2 separate regions of the Homo sapiens genome follow, and region 1 is linked to region 2. Evidence: read pairs that join two places in POLR2A ChIA-PET (ENCODE). Cell type or tissue: PC-9. All regions are shown on one strand. Links, peaks and the distances in the headings refer to the core of each region. The heading gives the core; the rest is flanking DNA.

What was found. ChIA-PET counts read pairs that join two places held together with the same protein. Peaks named below come from ENCODE experiments on the same cell type or tissue, not always from the same donor. Only the 100,000 strongest peaks of a DNase experiment are listed, where the experiment ranks them.
Region 1: POLR2A ChIA-PET joins it to region 2 with 8 read pairs; 2 of 35 experiments call an interaction of 5 or more read pairs at or near these places.

What each region holds. Positions count from the first base shown.
Region 1 is chr1:200,533,674-200,539,057 of GRCh38, reverse strand. No RefSeq gene overlaps it. Among named protein-coding and RNA genes, the nearest start is that of KIF14, 84 kb to the left of the region's middle. RefSeq lists a silencer at 3,263-3,332. In PC-9, for the core only: CTCF peaks have their summits at 3,074 and 3,273; a DNase peak (open chromatin) is centred at 3,267.
Region 2 is chr1:200,340,082-200,345,465 of GRCh38, reverse strand. It overlaps LINC00862 (long intergenic non-protein coding RNA 862), which reads left to right. Exons shown (of 5, transcript NR_040064.1): 5 at 2,056-2,922. Among named protein-coding and RNA genes, the nearest start is that of LINC00862, 31 kb to the left of the region's middle. In PC-9, for the core only: no CTCF peak of the experiment used is centred there; no DNase peak of the experiment used is centred there; H3K27ac peaks cover 1,725 bases.

The DNA.
Region 1 (5,384 bases), core at 283-5,282, 190 kb before region 2:
CCTCTTTTGCTTAATATTATCTCTGTGAGATTTAGGTTGTTATGTATAGTGGTAGTTCATTTTCCTTGCTGTATAGTATTCCATTGTATGACTGTCACAGTTTATTCATCTAATAATAAATTAGACTTATTATTGCATTAATAATAAATGGTGATAAATTGCTTGCTTTTTTTTTTTTGGATCTCACTCTGTTGCCCAGGCTGGAGTGCAGTGGCGTGATCTCGGCTCACTGCAACCTCCACCTCCCAGGTTCAAGCAATTCTCCTGCTTTGGCCTCCCAAGTATCTGGGACTACAGGCGCACACCACCATGCCTGGCTAATTTTTGTAATTTTAGTAGAGATGGGGTTTCACAATGTTGGCCAGGCTGGTCTCAAACTCCTTACCTCAGGTGATGCACCTGCCTTAGCCTCCCAAGGTGCTGGAATTACAGGCATAAGCCACCATGCCTGGCCGATAAACTGCATCATTGACCATCCTTCCTATATCCATACCCTTTGTCATGTAACTCTTCAATGCCTTCCCACTGTGGGCACGGTGCAATTCCCTGCATGGGTTTGACCATGTGATTTGCTTTGGTTACAAGGATATTAGCAGAAGTTATGCCATCTTGAAAAAAATGCTCTGAAGATTTGTTTTGCTAGCTCTTGTCTCTCTGCTGTTGCCATGAGACAAAGAGGTGCAAGCTGGTCCTAGGAGCAGGATGAGAGATGTGTAAAGCAGTGCCTCCCCTGAACCCTCCAGAACCCAGCCTAGATGAGCCAGCCATAGAAGCATGAGCTAAAAAATATGCCATTGCTGTATGCCATGGGGATTTGTGTGGCCATAGTTAATTGACACTCCATTCTACAGTTGATGGACCTTGGTGTCATTCTCTGTTTTTGGTAATTACAGTAATGTTGATATGAACATTCTGGTACATATCTTTTGGTGCACACATCTACAGTTTTCCCCATTGCTCAAGAATGTAAAAATTAATAACATGTCCTTATGCAATTTCCTTTATTAATTTTATTATGAAATATATATCCAAAAAGTAAAAGTAACATCTATGTGTCTTTGTTTTCATCTAAGCCTCTGGAGAGATTTACAGTAATTGCAAACAATAATTTCTATGGCAAAAGTGGTTAAGACCTCACTCTTTAACGGTGTGTGCAGCTGCTTACTTTCCTGCAAATAGAAGGCCTTGGGAGGCCAGTGGGAACATGGCCTGGTGGGATCTAAGTTGTTTCTCTTTGCCTCTACAAGCTAAACCAAACCCACTTTGAACTTGTTCTCTCCCAGTTGGTGCCCTTGTCAGGGCCATACATCACCAGCATGCTTCCCCCAGATGACCACTTCAACTATACATCATCCAAGTGAGCTGGGGCTCTCTTAACGTATTGCTCTTATACATCAACAAAGTGAGCTGCGGCTCCAGGAATCTATTAGTGTAATACACCACTAGGGTAAGGCATACTGATAGAGCAAAGCTGGTCGATCTGTGAATTGTAGATATCTAGGAGTTCGGGTCAAGAGAGTAATGCAGATTTCAGGTTGGATTGATGTGGCTATGAATGGTATTTTATGATATAAAGTTTACCTCTGATTTAGAAAGTAATTTAACGTGGGTGACAGCTCAGGTTCGGGCTAAGAGAGGTCGACATGGTAGATATCTGTAACTCTTGGAAGATGTGTTTCAGGAATAAATTACTGTTCTTGATACTTTTATTTCATTTTGCGATATGTCACGGGGGGCACCAGAAAATTGGCCTGGGAGGAAAGTTTTGCACATAAAGCAAAACGGGCTCATTCTGCTGCCTGCCAGGTAAATAAATATGAGGGGAGTGTGGCCTTTGGAAGGCTCAGTTACCATCTGTTTCAGTTGGTCAAAGCTGCATTCTCAGGGTCTTGCTCTTGACCTAATGTTTATGTAACAAAGCAGCACAGCAGTTACAATGCATAAATTGTTATCAGTTTCTGCAAGACTCCAGAGATCAGAAGAATTGTAGCGTTTAGGCAGAGGAACAAGGGAATACAGAAAGTACAATGACCAGACCCCAATGGGTGGTTCAAATAAATTAGGCCCCACATCAGGGGCACATAGCTACATTTGTTGCTCAGGACAGAAGCAGCTCTGTTCTGTACCATAGGCATAACAACCATATGCATAACTGACAGCTTCTGATGAGACATGGAAAGAATTTTCTGGAGACTCTCAAGAGTTACCCACAACTTCATTAGCTATAAAAACAATGGTAGCAAACACTTACTAAATAATTATCCATTGATTCACTTAATGCTCACAACAGCCTTATGAGTTAGGACCTATTAGCTGTCTCTGAAAGTTCAGAAGAGTGAAGCACAGAAGAGTTGAGGGACTTGCCCTATGTCACACAGCTGCTACAGGTAAATGATGAAGATGGGATGAAGCCAGGTAATCTGGATCCAGACTTTCTGCTGTTAGCCACCAAGAGCAGAGCCCCAAACCTAGCTGCACATCAGTATCACCTGGGTAGCTTTTTTTTTTTTTTTTTTTTCTGAGACAGAGTCTTGCTTTGTCTCCCAGGCTGGAATGCAGTAGTCGCAATCTTGGCTCACAGCAACCTCCACTTCCCAGCTCAAGCAATCCTCCAGCTTCAGCCTCCTAAAGTGTTGGGATTACAGGCATGAGACACTGCTTCCAGCACTGGGTAGCTTTTTAAAAATACTAACACCTGACTAGGTGCAGTGGCTCACGCCTATAATCCCAGCGCTTTGGGAGGCTGAGGTGGGAGGATCACTTGAGGTCAGGAGTTCGAGACCAGCCTGGCCAACATGGTGAAACCCCATCTATACTAAAAGTACAAAAAATTAGCTGGGTGTGATGGCTGGTGCCTGTAACCCCAGCTACTAGGGAGGCTGAGGCATGAGAATCACTTGAACTTGGGAGATGGAGGTTGCAGTGAGCTGAGATCGCGCCACTGCACTCCAGCCTGGGGACAGAGTGAGACTCCGTCTCAAAAAAAAAAAAAACAACCCTGACTCTCAGAGATTTTGATTTATAATTGGTCTGGGGTAGGAATGACCTATACATAGGTTTTTGCAGCTTATTTTCTATTGTGCAGGCAAAATGAGAAATAACTCGATATCTGTCAATAAATGGTACTTATTTTTATTATAATATTTTAATGCAAATACACCTGAAAAGGGCAGAAGTCACTTTCCAATCAGCAAGTGCGAGGCAGTGCCACCTGGGTAGTGAGTCACTCATTGGCTCAATGGCAACACCCAGAGGCAAAGTAAACAACTGCAGATTACTATGCGTTGCCTAGCTTAGACATCAGATGCCAGCTGCCTCACAGGGCCTAATATAAGTCATGGGCCCCTTTTAAAAGTAGAAAGTGGGCTGGGCATGGTGGCTTATGCCCTGTAATTCCAGCACCTTGAGAGGACAAGGCAGGAGGATCATTTGATGTCAGGAGTTCGAGACCAGCCTGGCCAACATGGTGAAACCCTGTCTCTACTAAAAATACAAAAATTAGCTGGGCATGGTGGTGGGCGCCTGTAATCCCAGCTAGTTGGGAGGCTGAGGCAGGAGAACTGCTTAAAAGAAAAAAAAACCCTGGAGGCAGAGGTTGCCGTGAGTCAAGATTGCACAACTGCACTCAGCCTGGGCAACAGAGTGAGACTCCACCTCAAAAAAAAAAAAAAAAAAAAAAGTAGAAAGACTTTAAAAGTAAAAGTACTTTTAAATTTAACACCAATTTTTGGAAAGATTTTAGAAATTTCTGCTTATCTCAAAGGCAATGAGTATTTTGTTCCAGTGGAGATGCCTTACATAGTTCATATCAGTCGTGATAGAGCTTGTGTTCTGTCATTTCAGGCAGCTGAGACAGAACCACGTGCCATTTTTATAGGGGCTCCCTTCCCGTGGGTGTGCCCACTCGCCCCTGTGTGGGGAATCTTTTTTTTTTTTTTTTTTTTTTTTTTGAGACCGAGTCTCGCGCTGTTTCCCAAGCTGGAGTGCAGTGGCGCGATCTCGGCTCACTACAACCTCCGCCTCCCAGGTTCAAGCGATTCTCCTGTCTTGCCCTCCCGAGTAGCTGGGACTACAGGTGCGTGCCACCACACCCAGCTGATTTTTTAAATTTTTAGTAGAGATGGGGTTTCACCATGTTAGCCAGGATGGTCTCTATCTCCTGACCTCGTGATCCGCCCGCCTCGGCCTCCCAAAGTGCTGGGATTACAGGCGTGAGCCACCGTGCCTAGCCCCTGTGTGGGGAATCTCAATGCTGCCTCGTTCTAGTTCTCACTGCCTGACAACTCCAATCTACACTGCAGGCCAAATGGAAAATGGCACAAACCCAACTCATTCACACATCCATTTGGCATTTGCAACAAAAATCAGGAAACATGGTCATTCTTCAAGGGTTTTCTATGTAATGAGGACAGAATGCAGATACAAATTAACATCTTAATATTACAAATTCTTTGAACAGTATATTAATGTTTCTTATGCAATATAACCAGGTGAAATTACCTGAAACTGACCATTAAGCTTTTCGATGCTAATACAGAGTGTAGATCTTTCTGTGCAACATTTGATTTTAGCCCAAAGCTTTAAACCCTATTAACATCTAAATGCTGAATGAGGCTATAAAATATGCATATATAATTTTGGGAACTGAAACAGATAACCTTTTAAAATATAATTGATGACACCTGTAATCCCAGCACTTTGAGAAGCTGAGGTGGGCACATCACTTGAGCCCAGGAGTTCAAGACCAGCCTGAGCAACATAGCAACACTTCATCTCTACAAGAAATACAAAAAAATTAGCCAGGCATGGTGGCATGTGCCTGTAGTGCCAGCTACTTGGGAGGCTGAGGTGGGAGGATCAACTGAGCACGGGAGGGTAAAGCTCTAGTGAGCCATGATCATAACACTGTACTGTAGCCTGGGCTACTGAATGAGACCGTGTATCAAATATACAAATAATTGAAAAAATCTAAGATGCCCACAAAAATCTTAATTTCATAACTGTTCTGATATGCATTATATATAATAGTTACACTATATCCGATAGTGATAAGTGCTATGGAGAAAAAAAAGACTGCAAGGGATAGAAAGTGCTAGGGTAGCCTTGTGCGGTGGCTCACACCTGTAATCCCAGCACTTTGGGAGGCCAAGGCGGGTGGATCACCTGAGGTCAAGAGTTCAAGACCAGCTTGGCCCACATGATGAAACCCTGTCTCTACTAAAAATACAAAAATTAGCAGGGCGTGGTGGCAGGCCCCTGTAATCCCAGCTACTTGGGAGGCTGAGGCAGGAGAATCGCTTGAACCCGGGAGGTGGAGGTTGCAGTGAGCCGAGACCTCACCATTGCACTCCAGCCTGGGTGACACAGTGAGACTCCGTCTCAAA
Region 2 (5,384 bases), core at 94-5,093:
TATAATAATTGAAAGAGGAAGGCCGGGCATAGTGGTTCACGCCCGTAATCCCAGCACTTTGGGAGGCCGAGGCAGGTGGATCACCTGAGGTCAGGAGTTTGAGACCAGCCTGGCCAACATGGTGAAACCTCGTTTCTACTAAAAATACCAAAGTTAGCTGGGCGTGGTGGCGGGTGCCTGTAATCCCAGCTACTTGGGAGGCTGAGGCAGGAGAATCGCTTGAACCTGGGAAGTGGAGGTTGCAGTGAGTGGAGATTGCACCACTATGCTCCAGCCTAGGCAATAAGAGCAAAACTCCATCTCTAAAAAAAAAAAAAAAAAAAAAAGGAAATAATAATAATTGAAAGAGGAAAACATGGAACTATATATGGAATTGTTTTCAAATACTTTAGTATTTTTTCCAGAATTAATGGGCAATTTAATATTTCATATAATTGACTTCTGTAAATGACTGGTATTCCTTTTTTTTTTGAGATGGAGTCTCACTCTGTGGCCGAGGTTGGAGTGCAGTGGTGCAACCTTGGCTCACTGCAATCTCTGCCTCCCAGGTTAAAGCAATTCTCCTGCCTCAGCCTCCTGAGTAGCTGGGATTACAGGTGCCTGCCACCATGCCTGGCTAATTTTTGTATTTTTAGTAGAGACTGGGTTTCACCATGTTGGTCAGGCTGCTCTCAAACTCCTAATGTCTAGTGATCCACCCACCTTGGTCTCCCAAAGTTCTGGGATTACAGGTGTGAGCCACCACGCCTGGCCAACTGGTATTCCTTTTATAAAATACGTATCTGACTTATTTTTGTTGCCTCATTACATCAAGATTTACATCCAAGTTAAATTTGTATAGATTATAGGTAATCAAGTGTGGTAAGCACCTACTGAAATGTTTAAAAATTTTAGAATTTCCTTACTGTCAAAATGATAATTCTTTTTTTTTTTTGAGAAGGGGTCTTGCTCTTTCGCCCAGGCTGGAGTGCAGTGGTGCGATCTTGGCTCACTGCAACCTCCGACTCCTGGGTTCAAGTGATTCTCCTGCCTCAGCCTCCTGAGTAGCTGGGATTACAGGTGTGTGCCACTATGCCCAGCTAATTTTTTGTATTTTTAGTAGAGACAGGGTTTCACCATATTGGCCAGGCTGGTCCTGAACTCCTGACCTCAGGTGATACACCCACCTTGGCCTCCCAAAGTGTTGGGATTACAGGTGTGAGCCACCGCGCCCCACCAAAATGATAATTCTTAACCAGAGGAAATAGACAAATGAACAGAAACTCACATGGAAAGGTTTGTTCCAGGGGTTCACATTCATGATTGTTCATCAGACTTCAGAGCTTTAAAAAATAGAATACAGGTGCACAGGCTCTACCCCAGATTAAGTGAGTCAGGATCTTTGTGGTTGGCTCTGGGGTGTCTGCATTTGTAAAAAGCTCCCCAGCTGATTCTGAGGCTCAGCTGAGGTTGAGAATCAATGGTTTGTGTGACTGAGATGGTTGGCAGTATGAAGATGTTTTTGAGAAATTTACTGGCAGACCTAGCTGGGCATCCAGCTTGATTGGTCTGTTGCATGGGGTGGAAAAGATAGTTGGGGTGGGGGTATGGGGTGGCTTTGGCAGGTGGGAGATGGCAGTGCAGGTAATGCAGAAAAGGAATTTAAGTAAAGTAGTGTGTGTTTTTGAAGCCAATGAGAAGCTTCCTTATAAAGAAATAATATTCATATGCTGTAACTCTATTCCCACCTCAACTTGTTTTGAAAACTTTAAATCTAGAGAGAAGTTGAAATAAAGGTACAATGAACACCTGTATTGTTTTTATCTAGGTTCACCAGTTAACATTTTGCTGTATTAACACTGGCTCTTCCTCCCAACCCCCTTTCTAAACCATTTGAAAGTAAGATGCAGTCACTGTGGCCTTTGCATTTAAGTAACTGTGAAGAATAGGAATATTTTCCTACATAACCATAATATAATTATTACATAATGAAATTTAACCTTGGTATTATACCGTTACCGAACATACAGTCTATATTTGCTCTTCATAGCTCTTTTTTTTTTTTTTTGATTCCAGGATCCAGTTGAAAATCAGGCATTGCATCCAGTTATCATGGCTTTAATCTTAATGCCTTCCCTGCACTGTTTTGGGAATATCTTAATACTGCTATTTTTGAAGAGTCCAGCTCAGTTATTCTGCAGAATGTCTGTTGATTTGGCTTTGCTGTTTCCTCATAAGTAGATCCAGATTATACGTTTTTGTTGATGTTGGGTTCTTCTCAGTGAATCACATCCGATGATGTCAGCACGAGGCCTGATCATTTGGTTTAGGTAGCTTTCACTAGACTTTTTCATTGTAAAGGTACCTATCCCTTTTCTAATTAATAAGTAATATGTTGGGTGATAGTTTGTGTGTGAATATCCTTTTCTCCAGTGACCTTTCATCCAATGGTTTCAGCATTTTAAATGATCCTGGGCTGAGTCAGTTTTCAGTGGTGGCTGCAGACTTGTGGTTTTCCAATTCTTTCATCACTTTTACATTTATTAATTGGCAGTCTATGACTTCTTATAGCCACATAAAGATAATTCAGGAATTATCTGAACCTATGAATGTTACCTTATTTGGAAAAAGAGTCTTTGCAGATACAATTCAATTAAGAATCTTGAGATGAGGAGATTATCCTGGATTATCCAATGGGCCCTAAATCCAATGACAAATGTCCTTGGCAGAGGGAGATTTGAGACAGGAGAAGAGAAGACACGAAGGAGGGAAGGAAGTGATGTGACCACAGAGGCAGCGATTGGAGTGATGTAGTCACAAGCCAAGGAGCACCAACAGCCACCAGGAGCTGGAAGAGCCCAAGAGTATATACTAATACCTGGATTTGGGACTTGGGACTTCTGGTCTCTAGAAGTAGGAAAGAATAAACATCTGTTTTTTGTTTGTTTGTTTGTTTTTTCTTTTTTTTGAGTCAGGGTCTTGCTCTGTCACCCAGGTTGAAGTGCAGGGGTGTGATCACGGCTCACTGCAGCCTTGACCTCCTGGTCCCAAGCAATCCAACTCATCTCAGTCTCTCGAGTAGCTGGGAGACCAGCCACCAAACCCAGCTAATTTTTGTATTTTTTATAGAGATGAGGTTTCACACCATGTTGCACAGGCTGGTCTCGAACTCCTGAGCTCAAGCGATCTGCCTGCCTTGGCCTCCCGAACTGCAGGGATTACAGGCATGTTATTTTAAGCCACTCAGTTTTTACTACAGCCACAGGGAAGCAATACAAAGGTCAAGGGAATTTTCTGTTTTTAAAATATGGAGGCCAGGCTCGGTGGCTCACGCCTGTAATCCTAGCACTTTGGGAGGTTGAGGTGGGCGGATCACTTGAGGTCAGGAGTTCAAGACGAGCCCAACCAACATGGTGAAACCCCCGTCTCTACTAAAAATACAAAAATAAACTGGACTTCATGGTGGGAGTCTGTAATCCCAGCTACTTGTTCAAGAGAATCACTTGAACCCGGGAGACAGAGGTTGCAATGAGCCAAGATCGTGCCACTGAACTCCAGCCTTGGTGACAGAGCAAGACTCCATATCTCTTTCTCTCTCTCTCTCTCTCTCTCTATATATATATATATATACACACACACACACAAACAGAAGATTTCCAGCACACCAGAAAGGCATTCTTTCTCTGTTTTGTATATATACATATACACACACACACGCACACACACACACACACAGATACACACACACATATATACATACACACACACACACACATATATAGATAGATACACACACTTACACACACACAAACAGAAGATTTCCAGCACACCAGAAAAGCATTCTTTCTCTGTTGTTTTTTTTTCCATTTATGTATCTCAGACAGGTCCAATAACTGGATCTGGAAAGACTGGAAATCTTCCTTTTGTCCCTCTGTTTCCCCTCTCCACACTTCTCCACCCTGCCCTCTCCTGGGGGAGTCTGGCCCTTATGAACCACATCAAAGGATCCTCTGGCTTCCGGTTGGGTTTGGCCAGTGGGGAACCCCAGCAGGTAGAGGGGAGGTGGAGAGCTTGGCTGTGTCCTCAAGTAGAAGGCCACTGGTTCTCTCAGCATGTCCTCTCTACATGCATGTCAGGGTCCCCATGACCACTCCTTTCTTGCATCCTTAAGGCCTTGGAGTAGACAGCACTGCTTGCTAGCCCCAGGAACCTGCACTTTTCCTTGGGGTTTTCTGTACCGTATCTGTATTTACAAATAGCATCTTTACTAAATCCTCTTGGAATTATGCAGAGTTGAATATGCCATCTACTTCTCTGTGGGGACTCTGACTGGTGATGCACTTTGAAAGGACAGAAAACCTTGAGTCTCTGGACATTTCTACAGTGTTTCACATTCAGCATTGCTGGTATTGTAGATAAATACCTGTCGGGTAGTTGTATCATTTTCATGCTCAATTATTTTTCAGCAAAAGCTCTTTGGACTACTATTAATATTCAATGTCTTTGTGTTTTCTCTTAGATCTCCCTAAGTCTCATATCTTATGCTATTTGCTAAATGATTATATTCTTTTTTAAAAAAATTTTTAATTTTTTAATTTTTTTTCTAATTTTTCATCACTCTCAGGATGTGATTACATTCTTTATCTATTAATATTTTCTTTTTTCTTCCACTTCTTGCCCACAAGTATCATCTTGATCATGGGTAAATAATTGCATTAATTTAAAAATTTCAGCTTATAGTCATATGATGTTTTTTTCCTCCTAAGAATTTCAGGAAACAACATATTGTCCTAAGGTATTTGTATACGTGTCACGGTCACTTGTTTGGTAATTAAATACTGTGTCCTTTGAATGCCTGTGGAAAGCTGTCTTCCCTGATATTTCTCTCTCAAGATAGCCATGAGCCCACAATTCTGATTATCAGTGCAGAGCGGGGCCCCAACTTTTTATTCTTTATTTTTATTTTAGAGATGGAGTTTTGTTCTGTCGCCCAGGCTGGAGTGCAGTGGTGCAGTCATGGCTTACTGCAGCCTTGAACTCCTGGGTTCAAGCAATCCTCCTGTCGCAGCCTCCTGAGTAGCTGGGGCTAAAGGTATGTGCAACCATACCCAGCTAATTTTTTTTTTTTTTTGAGACAGAGTCTCGCTCTGTAGCCCAGGCTGGAGCATAGTGGAATGATCTCAGCTCACTGCAGCCTCTGCCTCCCAGGTTCAAGCAATTCTCCTGCCTCAGCCTCCTGAGTAGCTGGGATTACAGGTGCACACCAGCATGCCCGGCTAAGTTTTATATTTTTAGTAGTGACAGGGTTTCACCATGTTGGCCAGGCTGGTCTTGAACTCCTGACCTCAGGTAATCCGCCTGCTTCAGCCTCCTAAAGTGCTGGGATTACAGGCGTGAGACACCGC